Regions from separate parts of the Homo sapiens genome. Here region 2 is linked to region 1. Evidence: chromatin loops called from intact Hi-C (ENCODE). Cell type or tissue: heart right ventricle. All regions are shown on one strand. Each heading gives the region's core, and the rest is flanking DNA. Links, peaks and the distances in the headings are about the cores only. Region 1 overlaps ABLIM2 (actin binding LIM protein family member 2). Region 2 overlaps ABLIM2 (actin binding LIM protein family member 2).

The links. A loop is a pair of places that touch in the nucleus more often than their neighbours do. Peaks named below come from ENCODE experiments on the same cell type or tissue, not always from the same donor. Only the 100,000 strongest peaks of a DNase experiment are listed, where the experiment ranks them.
Region 2: a loop joins it to region 1, with 1.9 times the contacts of the local background. A loop is called at or near these places in 2 of 110 quality-filtered maps.

What each region holds. Positions count from the first base shown.
Region 1 is chr4:8,046,275-8,056,452 of GRCh38, reverse strand. ABLIM2 (actin binding LIM protein family member 2) reads left to right here. Exons shown (of 21, transcript NM_001130083.2): 8 at 2,207-2,265. Among named protein-coding and RNA genes, the nearest start is that of MIR95, 46 kb to the right of the region's middle. RefSeq lists an enhancer at 6,608-7,219. In heart right ventricle, for the core only: no CTCF peak of the experiment used is centred there; a DNase peak (open chromatin) is centred at 5,582; H3K27ac peaks cover 1,538 bases.
Region 2 is chr4:8,120,013-8,130,403 of GRCh38, reverse strand. The region is part of intron 1 of ABLIM2 (actin binding LIM protein family member 2); the gene reads left to right. Among named protein-coding and RNA genes, the nearest start is that of ABLIM2, 34 kb to the left of the region's middle. RefSeq lists an enhancer at 3,561-4,185. In heart right ventricle, for the core only: no CTCF peak of the experiment used is centred there; a DNase peak (open chromatin) is centred at 6,891; H3K27ac peaks cover 912 bases.

The DNA of each region.
Region 1 (10,178 bases), core at 2,179-10,178:
GCTATGCTTCTGTAGTCCCAGTTACTTGGGAGGCTGAGGCAGGAGGATTGCTTGAGACCAAGAGGTGGGGGCTGCAGTGAGCTATATTTGCACCACTGCCATGCTGGGTAACAGAGTGAGACCCTGTCTCAAAAAAAAAAAAAAAAAGAAAGAAAGAAAGAAGAAACTGTGTATTACACTGAACCCCTTCCATTTGTAGGTACACCTGTACTATAAGGCAGCCAACAAAAAGTGGGTGAGAGATTAGAAATGATTTTAATTTCATTTACATTTTTTAAGGTTTCTATAATTTTTAATAAGAGACATCTGTTACTTTTTTTTTTTTTTTTTTTTTTTTTTTGAGACAGAGTCTTGCTCTGTTACCCAGGCTGGAATGCAATGGTGCAATCTCAGCTCACTGCAACCTCTGCCTCCCAAGTTCAAGCGATTCTCCTGCCTCAGCCTCCTGAGTAGCTGGGACTACAGGTAGCCACCACAATGCCTGGCTAATTTTTCTATTTTTGATAGAGATGGGGTTTCACCATGTTGGCCAGGCTGGTCTTAAACTCCTGACCTCGAGTGATCCACCCACCTTGGCCTCCTGAAGTGCTGGGATTACAGGCGTGAGCCACCGCGCCCAGCCCTATTACTTTTATGGTCATAATTTATTTTTAATTTATAAACAAGAAATGTTTTCTATGCACTCACACACACATGTAGTCCAATCACCATCTCTCAGAGCTTCGAGTTGCTGCTATGTCCCTAGAAACGAGCCGCCATGAAATCCACATGACCCAGAGGGCTTTGCAGGCAGGAGATGGGATAAGTTCCCTCATTGCACACACACTTTTCAGCCCCTACCATGTGCTAGCCTGTGTGGCTTTTTTGTGGGATACACAAGTCAGCCACAGCCCTCACCTTCGTGGGAGCAAAGGGTGAGAGATGGAGACACAGCCATGCACCTAGCAGAGGGTGTGTGAGTGCAGTGCCAGCCCATCACAGGGAGTGGCGGGTCAGGCTGGATGTGTGAGTGCAGTGCCAGCCCCTCGCAGGGAGTGGCGGGTCAGGCTGGGTGTGTGAGTGCAGTGCCAGCCCATCGCAGGGGGCAGCAGGTCAGGCTGGGTGTGTGAGCACAGTGCCAGCCCATCACAGGGAGCGGCAGGTCAGGCTGAGGTTCAGGGAGGCCCCAGGAGGAGCAAGTGCCCCAGATCCTGAAGGATGGGAAGGTGGGCAGAGAGAGTTGACATTCACTGAGTCCCCCATGCACAAGAAGGATCGCACTAATGCAACTAACATTTGTATGCAGCAACTCACAAAGCACTTTTCTGATACTTTATTACCTCTGCTTGATTTTATTAAATTCACCCAGTGACCTGACAAGGTAGAATTCTTATTAGCTCTATTCTTAGGTGGAAAAAAAAAAAACAAAAACAAAGACTTGGGGTAGTTTGAGGTTGAATTAGTAGAGACCAGAGTGCCAGGGATGCTGGGGGCACTTGGTGCCGGGTGGCCTTGTTATGTTGATGGTAGTGGCTGTTGACATGGGTGACTGGGCAGAACTGACAGCTAGAGAAACTGAGACACAAGAAGCCACAGAGACTGAGTAAATTAGTAACAGGGTGGGGCTGGTGTTTGAGCCTTGTGCCCAGCTCCCACCGAACACACCTGTTCTTCACCCCATACCCTAAGGAGCAGGCCCACTTCCCAGCTGAGGTTCTCTCTTCCTACCTCTCAGCTTAGAGCCCTGCCCTGCAAGTCCTCCTCCCCAAGGCTGGCTCCCACCCAGGTTGCAGCACCAGCTGTCTCTGCAGGTGGGCCCAGCCATTGCCCTCAACATGCAGGCAGCCAATCCTACATCCTAGGCAGGGACTTGAAACCCCTTCAAATACCCCCTCCTCAGAGAAGAATCTTCCAGCTGCCCCCCAGGTTCCTCAAGACCCTATGCCTCCTCCTGTGGGAGCAGTTAGTGCACAGCAGCCATTTCCCTGTTTGTTTGCTGCCTCCGTCCCACAACTGGGCTGTGAGCCCCTGAGGGGCGGGGACTGTGATCTGGGTACCCCCTGCCCGGCACTAACTCCAGCACAGAGAGGATGCTCAGGGCCGCTTGGAGGGTGGAGTCCGAGTGCACGTCTGTGCATGGACCAGCTCCCTCCTCTGCGTTTCCACACAGGCCCCTGCAACATGGGAAATAACTCTAATCATTTCCCTCTTGGGAATTTGTCAACAGGTTCCTCCATCTGGCATCCGGCGTGTCGACAAGCAGCCAGAACTGAAGACAGAAACAAGGTTGGTGGCATTCACTGGTGTCTCTGATGTACCCTTCACTGCTCCTGCACCATCTTTGTACAGTTAAGAGGACACTGACCAGATTCTACAGGCTCATTGTCCAGTCCCACGGGCTGCAGGATGGGGGCAGCCAGGCTTAGGAGGTGGGGAGGGTAAACAAGTAGACTGGTGAGCAATAATACAGATGGAACAAGGGCATCTTTGTTTTCTGTTGATATCACAGAATACCACAGGCAAGGTAATCTACGTAAAAAGAAGTTAATTCAGCTCATGGTTCTGGAGGTGGGGAAATCCAGGAGCAGGGTGCGGCATCTGATGAGAGCCGTCCCGTGGCAGGACGGGGAGAGAAGGCGGGAACTCATGAACAAAGAGGAAAAAGGGGCCAAACTCCCGAGATAACTAACCCACTCCCACAGTAATGGCATCAGTCCATTCAGGAAGGCAGAGCCCTCATGAACAGTCACTTCCCAAACGCCCCACCTCCAACACTGTCACAAAGGACACCAAGTTTCCAACACACAAATTTTGGAGTGTACATAGCAAAGAGGCATCTAAGAGCCTTTGTGGACTGGCCTGCTGAGCTTTTCTCTCATTTGGTGAACTCCAATGGCTGTGAAAATTTGAGAACAACTACAGTGTTAGGGGGCCCAAACAGTCCCCAAGACCCCCCTCATGTCTGTGAACCCCGAAAATCCCAGACAGGTCTCAGTTAATTTAGAAAGTTTATTTTGCCAAGATTAAGGATGTGCACCCGTGACACAGCCTCAGGAGGTCCTGGTGATATGTGTGCAAGGTGGTCAGAGCACAGTTTGGTTTTATACATTTTAGGCAGACATGAGACATCAATCAACATATGCAAGATGAACATTGGTTCAGTCTGGAAAGGCGGGAAAACTTGAAGCAAAGGCAGGATGACTCAAAGCGTGGAGGGGGCTTCCAGGTCATGGGTAGATAGGAGACAAGTGATTGCATTCTTTTGAGTTCTGAAAGGAGGCAATCAGATCTGCACTTATCTCAGTGAGCAGAGGGGTGACTTTGAATAGAATGGGAGGCAGGTTGGCCCCAAGCAGTTTCCAGCTGGACTTTTCCCTTTAGCTTAGTGATTTGGGGCAGTCCCCATCTGGCTGGTGGTCTGTGACCCAAGGGTGGTCTATGGCCCCATCTGGCTGGTGGTCCAGGACCTGAGGACACCCCTAAGGCCCACAGGCCAGGCCATGTCCTCATCCTGCTGCGGATCTCAGCAACCCCTGGCCTCCCACTTACTCTCGAATGTGGGGTATCCCGTAGACCTCATCCATTCCACCAAGCAGGCTACCTTGGGGGTCCTGAGTGACTCTGATGTCCTGTAGCGGCAAGTCTGGGCTCTTGTTTGAGCAGCTGTGCCTGCAGGGAACAAAGTGGGGCATTCAGAGTGTCTGATGGGGTTCAGGACAGCATTCCGATGCAGGCCCGTCTGAGCGAAGCTGCAGGATGCCCAGCATCTGGACCCTTCCTGGAAGGCCAGCTCCCCTGCTGGCCAGCAGAGCAGGCAGGGCTGGAGGCCTGCACGGGGGCAGGCAGGGGCCCTGGCTTCCCACCTGTGTCCCTGATGCTCTCCTAGCAGCTCTGCTTTTGGCAGGGGAGGGGGTCCCAGGGGAAGTCTGCCCTTTTCTGCCTTCCACAGTGGCAGAAGAGTCACGCGATGAAATCCCGCTGTGAGCTTGGCCAGGATCGCAGCAGCTAGCTGGCACATTGTGAATTTTGTTGTCCTCTCAAATAGCTGCTGCAGTCCATGATTCATTCTACAAGCTACCCTGAGGCTGCGCTGGGTCTCAGGGATGAGCAAGGCAGCAGCCCTTCCCTCAGCAAGCCACAGTGTGTGACTCCGAAGTGACCACAGGGCCCGCACCATTTGTGAGATCCTTCCATGCCCACCAAAGGCCTGTGGAAGGGACCTGAGTGAGGGAGCCTCTCACGCCAAGGCCACCAGACCACACTGTGGCTTGCATGTGTGCATGGGAACACCACCCTGTCTCCTGATGATGTGGCTCCGATGAGTGGAGAAACACCAGGGTCTTCATCTCTAGTAGAATTAGAAAAAACAACGCGGACACACGTGGTGTAGTCTTAAAGAGCGGAGAGTTTAATAGGCAAGAAAGAAGAAAGGCAGAAGGAAGAAGCTCCCTGGTAGAGAGAAAGAGGGAGGGGGGGCTCCAAAGCCAAGACAGGGAACCCCAAGTGGGGTGGATACCAGTCAGGTATATACACGGGCTCGAGGTGGCAGTGTCTGATTTGCATAGGGCTTAGGCGATTGGTTTGACCAGGCGTGTCATTCACATAGCCCATGGAAAAGCTGGCCCTCCCACCCTAGTCTTTTAATATGCAAATGCAGGGCGCCCTGATGTTCCACATACATGTGGATATGTGGGGGTGGCCATGGTGCCAGGGACATGTGGGGCAAGGGCAAGAAGGCCACAGGAATCGCCATGTTTGGGTGGACCCAGTTTCTAGTGGCCTGCATTTGCATATCAAACGGTGCCTGCCTGGTTCTAAGAGCTGCTTTGAAAACGAAAACTGCCCAAGGACCCCTTTTCCTTTCTATCTGCCTAAAATAATTTCTTTTCTTTTCTTTTTTTTTTTTTTTTTGAGATGGAATCTCGCTCTGTCTTCAGGCTGGAGTGCAGTGGCCAGTGGCGTGATCTCAGCTCACTGCAACCTCTGCTTCCCAGATTCAAGCTATTCTTCAGCCGCAGCCTCCCAAGTAGCTGGGACTACAGCCACGCACCACCACGTCCAGCTAATTTTTGTATTTTCTTTTTTTTTTAGTAGAGACAGGGTTTCATTATGTTGACCAGGATGGTCTCAATCTCTTGACCTCGGGATCCGCCCGCCTCGGCCTCCCAAAGTGCTGGGATTACAGGCGTGAGCTACCACGCCCGGCCCCTAAAATAATTTCTTAATAACTCCTACCACACTGAAACCGACCAGGGCTAGAAAAGGGAGCTCCGCGGCCACAGCCAGGTCCCCGCAAGGGCGGGGTGGGGGGTGGCTGGCGACAGCTCCCGGGTTCTGACCCCTACTGTGGAGCGGCCATGAGACCTGCAGGAGGCCTGACTGGCCAGGCGGCAGCAACAGCTTCACTGTCCCCACTGATGCCAGCCCGTGCTGACCTCCGGGTCACTGGCCTAGCGGGCAGGGGTCACTTAACCACCGGATGCTGCCAGCAGAGGAGGAAGGAGTCCTTGTGCTCGGGGGCCTGTGCAGGCGTCCTTGTTTCCTGGGCTCTGTTTGAAGTTGCTTTTGAAGCAGTTATTTTTAACAGAGGGCTAGTTGGCCTCTGGCCAACACAGGGAGGAGGCGGCGCAGGCTGAGAGCGGCTGGCCTCTTAGCGCCGAGTCCAGGGACTGGCGTGGCTCCCGGCCTAATGGTTCTCATACACATCTCGGTCCCCTTGGAGCTAACTGTCCGGAGGGCCTGGCGCTTCCTGGCCTGGGGGTGGGAGGGAGAGCCCTCCTGCTCTGTTTTGTTCCGTCAGGTGCAAGCCAGTTAAGGAGAGAATATGCAGAAGGCAGGCAGACCTGGCCGGCTCCCGGCAGCATCAACCTCACTTGTTTTTGGAAACCCGACACCCAGGTGGAAGTAGCTTCTCAGTGCTACCTGCTAGTCAAGAGGAGAAATGACTCCCGGTCCTAGCCCCTCTGTGCCAGCTCCTGGGGGACTCCAGGACCCTCACAGGAGCCAGTCCATCCCTGCCTCAGGGTTGCTCTTCAGCAAGAGGCCAACCCCTGAGCACCTGGCCCCAGGAAAGGTTGCAGTAGGGAGGAGGGAGCACTCACTATTCTCTGCAGCCTGGAAGGTGGCCCTGATCGCATGGCTGCCCCTTCTGCACCATGGGGATGGGAGCTCTCCCAGGACAAGGACCTGTCCACGGAAAGAGTGAAACTGTAAAATACTGGAAGAGATTCATTCTGAGTCAAATATGAGTGACCATGACACAGCCCTCATGTGACCCTGAGAACAGGCGCCCAAGGTGTTGGGGTGCAGCTTGATTTTATACATGTCAGGAAGACACGAGACATCAATCAGAATACATGTAAGATTGACATTGGTTTGGTCGAGAAAGTGGGACAACTCAAAGCAGGAGCTTCCAAGTTATAGGTAGATTTTAAAACATTCTGACTGGCCGTGCGCAGTGGCTCACACCTGTAATCCTAGCACCTTGGGAGGCTGAGGTTGGTGGATCATTTGAGGTCAGGAGTTCGAGACCAGCCTGGCCAACATGGTGAAACCCGCTCTCTACCAAAAATACAAAACTTAGCCAGGCATGGTGGCACTTGCCTGTAATCTCATCTATTCAGGTGGCTGAGGCACGAGAATCGCTTGAGACGGGAGGCAGAGGTTGCAGTGAGTCAAGATCATGGCACTGCACTCCAGCCTGGGCAACAGAGTGAGACCCTGTCTCAAAAAAAATAAAATAAAATGTTCTGATTGGCAGTTGGTTGAAAGAGTTAATATCTGTAGAAAGGAATGTCTCTGTGGAGTGTAAGGTTTTGTCATGCAAATGAAGCTGCCAGGTAGCAGGCTTCAGAGAGAATAGACTGTAAATGTTTCTCATCAGACTTAAGGTCTGCGTTGATGTTAAATGCTGGTGAGCTTTTCCTGAATTCCAAAGGGAGGCGGGCATAGTGAGGCATGTCTGACCCCCGCTTCCCATCATGGCCTGAACCAGTCTTTCAGGTTAACTTTGGCATGCCCTGGCCAAGTGGATAGAGTCCATTGAGATGGCTGGGGAGCCCCAGCATTTAATTTTTGGTTTACAGACAGCATGTCAGACGTCCCTGGCATCTGGCCAGGGTGCTCAGCGGAGGTGAGAAGGATGTGGTCCTAGCTGCCCTGTCCCCAGTGCAAATGCCCCCGCCTCAGGCGTTTGATCATATGGTCACTCAACACACAAGCCACGAAGCACCTACTGTGTGTGCTCTGGGATTGAGCACTGTGAACATAGAGGTGAATAAGACCTGAGGGGTCCCTGCCCACAAGGAGCCCCCTGTCTGGTGGGGGAGACAAACGTGGATGGGCAGCCTCCGATGTGCAGGATGCTCAGAGGCGCCGTGACCGAGAGGGGCCCGGGCCCAGCTGGCAGTGGTCACAGGCGGCTTCCTGGAGCTGCGGCTGATGGTCCAGTCTGGTTCTGGCTCTGGGTGGTGTGTCTGAGGAACCAGTGATCTTCAGGGGACTGAATGTGGGTTTCAGGACCTTGGGGTGAGAAGGGGGTGGCCCTGTGCCTGTGGGTAGCCCAAGGTAAGCCCCGAGAACGGTGAAGGTGGCCACAGGGACAGCTCAGCTCAGAGGGGTCCCTGCTCTGGCCAGGGGCTGGGTGACTTCAGTGGAGGGAGCCTGGACTGGCCGGGCTGGTCCTGTAGGTTGTGGGTTTCCAAGGTGGGTCTCCTTTGGAAAAGTTAAGACTGAGGCCTCAGTGGTGGCTACTGTGGGTGGGAGTCCAGGAGGAAGCTGGAGACTGTTGGGGCCATTGAGGAACGAGGAAACAGGCTTGTGGAGACCAAACGCGGGGCCGTTCCGGCTGAATGGGAGCGAGACGGTCCCGGCAATTCTCCACGGTGGCCAAGGGCGGTAGAGCGAGGCTTGGCATTGGAGTTCTGCTCTGCCTCCTCCCAGCTGTGTGACCTGGTGCAAGTCACTAGCCCTCTCTGAGCCTCAGCCCCTCAGCTTTCACATGGAGATGAGAGGGGTCAGACCATGTGACCGTAATGGCAGGCCTCCCCAGTGACTGTTGAAGGACAGCTGCCTCCCTGGGGCCAGGCAAAGCCGGTGGGGATTGGAGCCAGGTGAGCTCCCAGCCCTTCCATTTCTGTGGGTCTGAACAAGGCGCTTGTACTGGGGCCTGGGAGAACATATGGATATTGAGTTCCATTGCCAAGCACCTTTGTGCGATTGGAGTTGGGTAGGGAGAAAGTCAGAAAAAGCTCCAGCCTCCTCCCACTGGGGAAAATCAGGCCTACTCAGCTCCCTTCTGACTCATCCCCACCCATCGCAGAGCTGGGGACTGAGCCCAGAGAAGGGAATGAGGACAATGACCTGGCTGCCCCGCCTAGACCCCCTCAAACATGCAGAGAGCAAACCTGGCCCCTGGCCCCGTGCTGAAACCAGCCAACGCTCCCTCCCTCCCATATGTACCAAGGCACAGTTGGAGGCTGTGAAACATTCCTCGGGAGCCTGGGAGACTTTCCTGTGCTGCTGTTGGTGTGCTCGGCTTCAGAGAATCTTTCTTCTAAAACACCCAATGTTCATCTGCTTTGCAGAGGAGAGGGTTCTCTGTCAAGGTCATCTCCTGAGCCCACCTTGAGCTGAAATAATAGTGGGGAGAATTTTTCAGTGCTAAGCACCTCACGTGCCTCATCCCTGATCTAATCCTCAGAAACGGTAAGCCCGTTCAGGGAGCTGTTGCCGGGGGATGGACGAGGATGCTGAGACTCAAAGGGTGTTTCAATGTATTCATATAAAATGTATGCAGCCATCATTTTGGCCAGTAAAACATTCGACCTGGCCCAGGAACAGTGGGAACAGCAGATCCTATGTCACATACCTCAGAACTAGCTGTCTACTTTGCAAACAGCAGGTGGTATTGGGCCATCGTGGGCATGACTGAGGACCCAGCCCCTGCCAGCCTGCAGAAATCCGTGGTCCCAGGAGGCAGGCAGACCCCAGAGTTGATGCCCACCTGGTGTGTTGCACCAGGGCTGAGGGAAGCCCAAGGAAGCTGGGCAGGCCTCATAGAGGAGGAAGAGGAGGAGGAGGAGAAAGAGGAGGAGGAGGAGGAGGAGGAGGAGGAAGAGGCGGTGGCAGCGGCAGTTGCCAAGCTTAGGATATAAGGAGACACGGGGCATGGAGAGGACCTGGGCCGGTGGAGCGGAGGCGAGTGCAGAGGTGGCGGACAGGTGGTGGAGTGTCATGCCCACTCCCTCCTCTCCTTCCTTTCTAGATACAGAATCAAGTTTGCACTCAGGGTTGCCCAGGCGCCACCCACATGCCGCACAGGGTTGTCCTCCTGCTGCTGCACGTGGCCCCACATCCGGCGCTGATGTTGCCCATCCTCGCTGGTGTGCGCTGAGTGTAGGAGGTGCTGACTGTCACCCACGCCAGCCGCTGCACGATGCCCAGCCTGAGTCAGGCAGCTGGGGCTTCCCCGATAAAGGCACCCGGCCTGGGTGGCCTGCACAGCAGAAACCCACCTTCCCACAGCTCTGGAGCCCAAAAGGCCAAGATCACGGGGTTAGCTGGGGTGGTTTCTCCCTCGTTGGCTCGTAGATGCTGCCTTCTCCCTGTGCCTCCACATGGACTCCCTGTGTGTGTCTGTGTCCTGATCCCTGCTCGTAGAAACCCCAGGCATAACAGATTAGGGCCCATCCTAGTGACCTTTTAAAAACCCTGTCTCCAAATACAGCCACATTCTGAGGTCCTGGGGGTTAGGATTCAACCTACGAATGTGGACACAGATCAGCCCATCCACTGTGGTGCCTCCTGGGCTGCAGGCACCGCTGCATGGATGGGCCCCTGAAATGGGCAGGACAGAATTGTTGGGGGTGGCAAGAAAAGGGTCTACTCAGAAAATGAGAGGAGGGAGCTGCAGTGGGGGCTGTGGTCGGGGTGGGAAACCATCGAAGCAGCAGAGGACGTGGGGGCCGTGGGGAGAGTGAGGGCTGAGCTCTTGGCTGCTGAGGGCTGGGGAGGCCTCTGTGGATATGGGCTTCTTTTGGACAGGGTGAATAGGAGGCGTGGGGAAGGCCAGGCAGGTGGCCCAGGAGTGAGGGCTGAACCAGGAGAGGGGTGTGCAGCTCCAGTGAGAGCTGAACCAGGAGAGGCCCCTGCCCTGCAGGTGGGGAGGGACAGCAGGTGCAGCCAGAGGTGTGGGGACC
Region 2 (10,391 bases), core at 2,392-10,391, 74 kb before region 1:
AGGGCCCAGGCAGGACTCAGAAGGCCAACCTCTCCACATGGCCCTCTCCTGAACATTACAGAGAATCCCCTTAAGATGATGGCCTCAAAGCAACGTGATGTTTCCCAGCATGGGCCATCCCGGAACTGGTGACAGATGCGGCCGGGCCTCAGCCATCCAGCACCACCCTGGCCACCCTGCGTCTCCATCCCTGGCCCTGTGAGCCATCAGTACCTGCTGGCTGAGTTCCTTCAAGACTTGAGTGTTCCCCTTCCAGGCTGAGACCACCAGGGCCTTTCTTGGGGGCTGCCTTTGAATAAACTAGATGCTTAGGGGTGAACAGCAGGCTGGAGGCCAGGGGAATCTGAGGCTCCTTCTCCGTGGGAACCCCAGGCAGTGCTGAGTGCTGGGAGCCCGCAGGGCACCAGCTGTGCTGACTAGCAGAAGCCTGGCTCCAGCAGCCTCCCTGGCCCACGTCCTGGGCTGGTGCAGTTGGCTCCCCAGTGTCTCTGAGCATGGAAGAGGTCTCCTCTCAGGATTAGGTACAGAACTCTCCAGACTGCCCCTGCACTCCCATCCGTACAATGGCGGGGAGGGGGTGGCCGGTGATCATTATGGCCTCTTCTAGCCCTGACACTTCTCAACGCCAGCCCTCCCAGGGCCCCAGAGCCACAGAGAGAGAGAGAGAGAGGGAGCATACCTGTCTCTGCTCCCAGCCCCACTGGCTGCTGCTGAAAGGTGTGTCCGCAGGGGACTCATCTGTGCATATACTTGTCTTGCAAACACAGTCATGATGACAGCACAGTGTGGTGGGCTTTGGGATGGGGTGTCAAGTTTTCAGGTTCTGTGCCCCGGATTTCTCCCTGAATCTTAGAAACACCATCTTTAAACACCTGTCTTACAGCGTGTCTTAGTCTTATTGCATGAAACAATATGGTAGCTACTGGCCACATGTGTTTATTTAAATTAAAATGAATTAAAATCAAATAAAAGCTAAAACTCTGTTTCGCATGGTGCTGGCCGTGTTTCGGGCGCGCAGGGGCCGCGCAAGCTGGAGGCAGCTGAGCTGGGTGTGCAGGTGGGATGCATCCTACGATGGGGTGCTGGCCTCTGATTCACTTGTGCAGGGGATTTGAGTGAGTCACAGAGGGGGCGGGGCATACGTATTTCTGCTTTTTATTCCTTTTCCCTTAAAGATGGCATTGAGAGTGTTTCCTCTGATGTCAAATTATAAATGTCAAAAGCTTGGGGAAATGTTAAAAGGAAACATTTCCTGCCCCTAGTGCCTAGACAAGCCCACCATGTGTGGTCTTCCAGGGCCTCTGCCCCCAGCCTCAGGTTCCTGGATGGGCACAACCTATGGGGGTGCTGGCAGCCCAGTTGGGGGAAAGCTGGGGGCAGCCAGGTAGGATGTGTGGTCTCGGTGCAGCTCAACGAAGCCTCATAGACTGGTGGCTTCTGAATAATAGACATTTATTTTTCTCAGTTCTGGAGGCTGGAAGTCCAAGATCAGAGTGCCAGCATGGTCGGGCTCTGGGTGGGCCCTCTTCTGAGCTGCAGACAGCCGCCTTTTCCTCGCACCCTCATGTGGTAGAAAGAGCGAGGCAGCCTCTGGCCTCTTCTTACAAGGGCACTCATCCCATGATGAGGGCTCCACCTGCAAGACCTAATTCCTCCCAAAGGTCCCGCCTCCAAATCCTGTCACACTGGGGTTTAGGATATCAGCATGTGAGTCTGGGGAGGGGACACCACATTCAATCCACGGCAGTGGCCTTGGGCTAGACAATGACTTCATCGCTTTCCTGCCTTAGAGCCAGGGCAAGGAGACCTGCTGTGCAAGGTCACTGGAGGTTTAGTGCATTCGTGTTTTAGAGCCTGGGAGTACATCTGGTAACCAGCAGGTCCCCTGGTTGAATTAAAATTAAATAAAATCTAAAACTCTGTTCTGCGTGGTGCTAGCCATGTTTCGGTATGCAGGGGCCTTGCGAGCTGCAGGCAGCTGTACTGGGTGTGCAGGTGCAACGCATCCTATGACGGGGTGCTGGACTCTGATTCGCTAGATAGAGACACGTCTTCTTGTGGCCCCACCCACCTGGAAGCTCTGAATGTGACCTTGTTTGGGTGTTTCCGTATGTAATTATGGTAAAGATGGAGATGAGGTCATTGTGGATGAGGGCGGACCCCAAATGCAGTGACTGGTGTCCTCATAAGAGACTAAAAAGGACACGCAGAGACACACAGGGAAGACGGCCTGTGAAGGTGGGGGCAGAAACAGGAGCCCTGAAGCCACATACCAAAGGGCGCCTGGAGCCACCAGCAGCGGGAAGAGGCAGCCTGAGCTCCCTATACCCCTGTGAAGAGCAGGGTCCTGCTGGCACCTTCATGTCAGACTTCTGGCCCCCAGAACTGCGAGAGAATCCGTATCTGTTGTTTGAAGCCCCCATTTCAGGGAACCCTGGTGCAGGCTGTCACTCCCAGCACGCGGGGCTGTGGGGGTTGTGAGCTCACTATTGCTGCCCCTACACATGGAGGAAGGGTCAGCAGATGCTCCCCACCCCCACCACTCCTCCCCCACCCCGAGTGCCTTTTCAGAGCCCCTTTCCCGGATGCCTGGGAGACAGGTGTGTCTCTGGCGCATAGTGTGGCGGGAGTCTATTTCAGTGTGCCGGGAAGGGCTTGGCTCTGCCCCTCCCCGGGCAGAGGGTGGCAGCTGCCACGTGACCTTGTGGGAGCCCTGTGGGCCACAGAGGCTCTTCCCCGGTCCACTCCTGCCCGATCCTCCGTGGGTGCCAGGCCCAGCCACGCAGAGGGAGAGCCGCCGACCCGCTGGCCCTTTGCAAGCAGCCACGCTCCATGGGGGTGCCAGGGGGAGACACAGGTAAATCCCCAAACTGCGCTTTTGCCCAGACCATCCGGCTGGGAGCCGTGAGCTCCATGAGTCAGCTTCAGGGGACTGGGAGCTGTGAGCTCCATGAATCAGCTTCAGGGGTCTGGTGGGAAAGGACGGGTCCAGTCAAGTTGTGCCCTGCGTGAAGGTCATGAGCGCCGGCACCACGAGCGCCAGTGGGTGCAGGCTTCGGGGACACTCTCTATGGACAGCACTGTGGGGTGAGGAGGGTGACCCCATTGTACAGGTCAGCTAAGGCTGGGGACGGGAAGAGTCTGATCCAACCTCACACGGTGCTGGTATCGGAGCTGCGTCTGGACTCCAGCACCCACTGACCACAGCGTCTGGGCCTCCCTCCCTCCCTTTTCTTTTTTCCTTTAAGGTGGTGATTCTCACCCACAGGCAGCTGTGCTCCTGTGCTCCCAGGGGGACATGTGGCAATGTCTGCAGGCATTTTTTTTTTTTTTTTCTGGAGGCAGGGACTCACTCTGTCACCCAGGCTGGAGTGCAGTGGCATGAACATGGCTTACTGCAGCCTCAACCTCCTGAGCTCAAGTAATCCTCACAGCTCAGCCTCCCGGGTAGCTGAAACTAAGGTGCACGCCACCAGACCTGGCTAATTTTTAATTTTTTTAGTAGAGACGGGGTCTCACTTTGTTGCCCAGGTGGGTCTTGAACTCCCGGGTGTAAGCAGTTCTCCCATCTCAGCCTCTCAAAGTGCTGGGATTACAGGTGTGAGCCACACGCCCGGCCATCTGGAGACATTTTTGATGGTCACAGCTCAGGAGGGTGTGCCTCTGGCATCTGGCAGGAAGGGGTCAGGCCACGGCTGAGCGTCCTGTGGTGCACAGGACACCACGCAGTAGCACCTGCCTGGCCCGGTGTCCTGCTCGGGGGACAGCATGAATGCCGCAGTTCCCTGATATTAACATAAAAGACAGGGCCCATCAAGCTCCTTAGATACGAACAACCAGCAATTCCAATAGCTCCAATCCTGCGTGTTGACCAGGCGGCCTGTGGGGTGAAGGTGATGGCAAAATCTGGGGGGCTAGGGAGAGAGGAGAAAAGGGAGGCAGGGGGAGTGAGATGAGGGGAGAGGGAAGGGAGGGGAGGGAGAACAGTGGGGAGGCAGCCCAGACCCCTGGAAGCAGAGCAGGGGGTACACAGGGGAGGGGGCCTGACACAGTGCCAGGGCCTCCAGCGGCTCCCTCCTCCCCCTGAAATGTTCCCCACTCTGTGTGGGCACGAGGCCTGGTGCCCAGCAGGGCCTCATCTCTGGGCAGCCAGACCAGAGTCTTCCCTCCCTGGTGCCCTCCTTCTGGCCTGTGGGTTCTGCCCTGCACAGAGGAACTGGGACTCTTGTCCATAGCCCCCCCTCAGCGCCTCACACTCTGAAACTCCGTGGAATGTTACTGAAGGGAGCAGCCCTGGCTCAGGCAGTGACAGTGGCCCTGGAGTCCAACCCATGAAGCTTCGAGCCCTGATTCTGCCTGACCTCACCGTGGGGCTTGGAGGAGACACTGCCCTGCCCATGAGGCCCCCAGAAAAAGCGGGTTGGCTGTGTGGCTTCCCCCTCCCAGGGTGTTGTGAACCAAAAAAGGAGACATGCAGGTGTGTTCCCAAAAGCGGCGGGTCCCCCAAGGCTGCCCACGCACAGCCGAGTGTGAGTTCGCCCTCCTGCCCAGGAGGACGAGCTGGCATGGCTGGGGTGCTGGAGCATTCTGAGGACAGCCGTGGATGCCCAGAGCAGACAGCAGGTGACGATGTCCGTGTCCCAGATGGAGTTTCCATGGCAGAGGCTGGGCGGGCCTCTCCAGCTCAGCTGAGTCTGCGATGCCTTCTCAGGCCCACTGTGCTTCCACCAACTGTGGACAACTGTGCTGGACGGACCGTCACACTGATGGCAGAGCCAACCACGACCATCCCAGAAGCAGCCCCGGCACCGAGGCCCCATGCAAACCTGTGGCCATCAGCACTGCAGATCGACTGTGGTAGATGGACCAGACCGTCAACGCTGATGGCAGAGCCATCCCAGAAGCAGTCTGGCACCAAGGCCCCAGGCAAACCTGCGGCCATCAGCACTGCAGATCGCGATTCACATGCGAAGCAAGGGTATCCACAATTAAAACTAGCAGTCACATAGATGCAATTCTATTTGTGTAAAATTATTCATGTAAAATTACAGTAAAACCAAAAAACCCGTAAATCTCTTAGAAGAACACTCAGAAGCGCATCTTCATGACGGTGGATCAGGCGATGGTTTCTTAGAAAAGACACCAAAGCCCAAGCCGTCATAACAAGATATAGACGACTGGATTTCATCAAAAACCTCTGTGATGCCAAAGACATCGTGAGGAAAGTGAAAACACAACTCACAAAATAGGAGAAAATATTTGCAAATTAGCAAGCTGACACGGGACTTGTATCTCGAATATACGAATAACTCTCATCCCTCAATCCTATCAAGACAACCAAGCTGAAAAATGGGCAAAGCATCTGCATCGACATTTTTACAAAGAAGACTCCCAGAGGGAGAATCTACACATGAACCATGCCCAGCATCATTCGCCCACAGGGAACGGCACATCAGAATCCCAGTGAGACGCGATTACAGATCCGCTAGAATGGCTGGATCAAAATCGCAGGCACACCCAGAGCAGGCTGTGGGGATGCGTAGAAATCAGAACCCGGTGTGGAAAATAGTCTGACTGTTCCTTGAAAGGTGGCACACAGAGTGACCACAGGACCCAGCAACTCCACTCCTGGGTATCTACCCAAAAAGCATGCAAACCTATGTCCACACGAATATTCACACTCGAATGTTCATAGCCGTGTTATTCACAATCACCAAAAAGTAGACACAGCCCCAAAGTTCATCCACTGACTAATGGATGAGCCAAATAGGGTCTGTCTGTACAACGGAATATTTCTCAGCCATCAAAAGGAAAGAGGCACTGACGCCCACCACACCACGGACACTCCCTGAAAACATGACGCCGAGTGAAAGAAGCCAGTCGCGAAGGACCACGCAGTGTGGGATTCCGTTCGCATGAAATGCCCAGAGCAGGCAAATCCACAGAGACAGACCAGTTGTTACCAGGGGCTGCGGAGGGAAAACGGGAGTGACAGTAAAGGATGCAGCATTTCTTTTTGGGGTGATGGAAATTTTCTAAAATGGATTATGGTGATCAGCACGCAGCTCTGTGAAATACCAAAAGCCATTGAGTGTGCATTCCAAACAGGCAAATTGTACGGCTATGTGAATTATATCTCAATGAAGTTATGATTTTCAGATGTGTGCACCGAGCACTTCTGCAGAGCTGGCTAGGCTCTGTGGAGGTGCTGAGAATATTGTTTCTGAAAGCACATCGAGGTGCTGCCTTATGAGAAGATAGATGAATTATTCTAGGTTGTGATGTCATATCATATGTCCCAGGTGTGTGAGAGTGTGTGGTTTTTGTTTGTGGCCTACAGAAGCACATGGTAGAGCAGCCGCTGAGCTGTTAAGAGTGGTCGTCTCAGTAAAAGGGAAGCAGGGGATTTTAAATTTTCCTTCATCTTTGATGTACTGTTTGGGTTTCTAGCCATGAGTAGCATTCCTTAGGTCATCAAAATGAAGTTATTTTTGTCATTGAACCCAAAGGAACCGTGTCTCCAGAGGTTAGCAAGGATCCCAGGCAGGGCTCCCACCCCGTGCCACCTCCTGCCCCTCCTCTTGGCCTGTCCGGGTGGAGCCAGGACCTTGTCACCCCAGTTGGGCTGTGTGACCCAATGCCGGCACACCCCTGCCTGCCCATGTGTAGACCCACAGGCTTTGGTGTGTGAGCCGGACCCTGTCAGTACAAGGATGACGCCCCCAGGAGACCCGCTTTAAGGCAGGGGCTGGCTGCCTCTGTCATGCAGGTGGTTAGTGAATGTCACAGAGCCTCTGCAGCCAGTTTCCCCTGCCTGGCCTGGCTTTCCCTGGGCTCCAGGCCAGCCATCCCGACGACCAGTTTTAATTAGACATGCCGGAAATGCTTCCCTCACACCAGCCTCCCTTGAATCAGCAGATCAGGAGAACATGAGAAGGGTCAGGAATTTGAGGGGGAGACGGGAGGGCAGACAGGCAGAAAACCAGTTCCCTGACATAGAGGCCCAGGCTCCAGGCCCCACCCTGCCAGTTGAAGGCTGTGTGATCTAGACAGGTTACTGAGCATCTCTGAGATGGGGTTCCCTTGCCTGCAGCCTGAGGGTGACAACGCCTCTCATGCCAGTTGGAGATGGGGCTGGTGCTGTTGTGCCCACACCATGCCTGCACAGGGGAGGGCCAGGCAGGGATTAGAGACCCCAAGTAAGGGGCACCAGCTGCCAGGGAAGAATGCTCTGAGGACCGCAATTAGGATTAAGGAGTCCAGACCCGGGCAAAGAGGTCTTCCTCCAGCAGTGCTGGGACACAGTGCTGGGCTTTGAGGGCATTAACCACGCACAGGGGACTGCTTCATGCCAGGAAGAGCAGCAGCAGATAGGAAGGAGGCTTGCAGAGTGGGAACGCCAGGGGAGGCAGGCACGACCTCCGGGAAGACGTCCCACACTGGTCAGGTCCCAGACAGATTTGCCACCCCTAGGGCTGGTTCGCCCCTCACCCCTCTCCCTCTCCCATCCCCTCATCCACGCGGTGGGGCATGGTGGAAAAGGCCAGGGTCAGAGAGGCCTGGGTCCCAGTGGCCTGGGGAGGTGCATTCCTGCTTGGAACCTCTGTTTGCCCATCCGTAAATGGTGAAGAGAGGACAGGTCCCAGCTGTGCAGGATGAAAAGAACTAAAGTGGCAAGTGGACTAAAGTGGCAAGTACCATGTAGGGTCTGACAGTGGATGGTGTTAAGAAGTGAATGTTCATGTTCCCCTAGCATTCACACTTGGAAGCCCAAACCCCCAGGGTGACGCTATTTGGAGGAGGGGCCTTGGGGAGGTGATGGGGTTTAGATGAGGTCGTGAGGGTGGGGTCCTCATGATGGGACTCCTGCCCAGAGCGCGCTCTCTGCCTTGTGAGGACACAGTAAGAAGGCGGCTGTCTGCAAGCCAGGAAGGGAGCCCTCACCAGGGACCGAGCATGCTGCTGCCCTAATATCAGACTCTTAGGCTCCAGAACTGTGGGAGATAAGTGTCAGTCTTTTAAGCCACCACATCTGGTATTGTTCTGGCAGCCCACATGGACCAGGACAGAGGGTGTCCCCTGGGAAATGGAGGATGGGAGCCGAGGACAAAGTGGGGGACCTCTCCAGCTCTCTGTGGCCATCCTTACCAGGCCATTCGGATATGATGGAGATGCACAGGGGGCAGCGAGACTCCCCATCCAGGCTGGTGTGGTGTCTCCAGGTCAAGGCTGTGGCCCCATCTTCAAAGGCCTGGGGAGGAGTGGGTTGCAGCTGAGGTGTGGCCAGTATATGCTTGGGGGCATATTGTCAGGTCCCCTAGCCTGCCAGGTCCCTGCACTGGGGACATGTACCACAGCAGCTGCCTGGAGAGAGAGTGGGGTCCCTGGTGGGACTAGCTCAGCCCCTCAGCTCCTCCCAGAGAGGGAGTTGAGAGCTGGCTTGAGGTCTGGGCAGGTCTGGGTCCGGTGCCCAACTGTGTGGTTTTGCCATTTGCAGCTCTGTGACCTGGGTTGTGGGTGGAGGTGCTGAGTGCAGTCCCTGGTGTTTGCCTGGACACAGGAACTGAAAGATGATGTGACATGGGTTATTCATCATCACCCCCCCATCCACTGGACAGTGCCCTGCAGTCACTCAGCGCATTTCCTGTTTCCTATTAGATTTGAGAAATATTCACTGGGCATCTGCTGTACGCTGAAGGCCTAGAGGAGGTCACCTGTTGGACCAGCGTGGCCACTCTGGCTCAAGGCAATGAGACCCTGGGGGACAAGCCCTGGGCTGGGAGCCTGCAGACCCGAGCCTTGGTGTTGGCCTGGCCACAGACTTGCTGCGTGACCTGGGCTGGGCCGCCCTGTCTGCCTCTGTGTGGGGGGTGGCAGGGGAGTCAGTGTACATGCTCTGAGCCCTGACCCTCCGGGACACCTCCCATGAGCTCCTCAGATGCTCCTCGCTCTGGAACGGCTGCACTCTTCTGGTGATGGAATAACACCCTCCAGGAATGTGGGTGCCGGGGGCGCCTGGGCCAGCGACTGGAGGCCTGGAGAGTCCTGGAAGCAGCAGGAGCTGGGCTGGCGTCTGCCCGGAGCCCACAGCCAGCCTGAGCGGGGGTGGCTGCCCAGTACCGTCTCTCCCAGCTCTGCCCCTGGAAGGAAGCCCCCACCTGACACTCACACAAACTCCTGCCAGCCCCGTGTGGTCACCGTCACATCACCGTTCTCCAAAAGCCCAGCCTTGGGTAGGATCAGTGTCCCACTTTGCAGATGGAAAACAGGCTCGGGGAAGTGACCAGGGAGCCAGCCAGTCCCCAGCTGGGCTCTGAGGCCAGCTCTGGCTCTTCCCACCTGCAGGGATGGCGTGTGGACAGGCCCCCACTTACCATGATTGGACTATCGTTTTTTGATTTTATAATGTTGCAAAAACAATATGCATTCAGTAGAAACCATACTTTGAATTTTGAATTTCGATCTTTCTCTGAGCTAGCAATCTGCGGTACAGTACTCTTACGTGAGACGGTCAACATTGTATTATAAAACAGGCTTTGCGTTAGATGTGTGTGCCCAGCTGTAGGCTGGCGTAGGTGTTCTGAGCATGTTTCCGGTAGGCTGGGCTGAGCTGTGATGGTCGCTAGGTTAGGTGAAGTCAGTGAAGTCTCAACTTAGTGATGTCACGAGCTTGCCCCGGGTTCATCAGGACGGACCTGCACTGTAAGCTGAGAAGTGCTCCTGCTGGTTTCCCATGCTCCCACGACAGAGCACACAGATGGGGGCTGGACTGGCAGATGTGCATCCTCCCACAGTTCTGGAGGCCAGAAGTCCCAGATCAAGGTGCGGGCAGGGCTGGCTCCTTCTGAGGCTGCAAGGAAGGACCCGTCCCAGGGCCCCTCTCCTGGCATCTAAGTCGCCATCTTCTCCCGCGTCTTCATGTTGGGTTCCCTCTGGTTTCCCATGCTGCCACGACAAAACACACAGACGGGGGATTGTCTGGGGTTGTCTCTGTGTCCACATTTCCCCTTTTTCTGACACCAGTCAGACTGGATGAGGACCCACCCTCCAGATCACCTTGCTTTACCATAACGACACCTTTGAAGGCCCCGTCTCCGAACACAGTCACTTGCCGAGGTCCGGGGGTTAGGACTTCAACGTGGGCATCTGGGGGTCCCGGTTCAGCCCACAGAGATGGCTCGAGCTCCCCGCTGGCACCGCTCTTGCTTCCTGCCACGTCCTCTTCTGGGAGGAAGGGGCAGCGTGGCCGCTGGGCTGTTTTTCTCTTCCTGCCTCCCAGAGGAGAGGCTCCTCTCAGGCTCTGGGGGCCGCCAGGGACCCTGCCGCCCGACGTCTGTGCCTGTCGCTCTGTGAACAGAGCCTATTTGTGGCCAAGAGTGACTTTGTCCTCA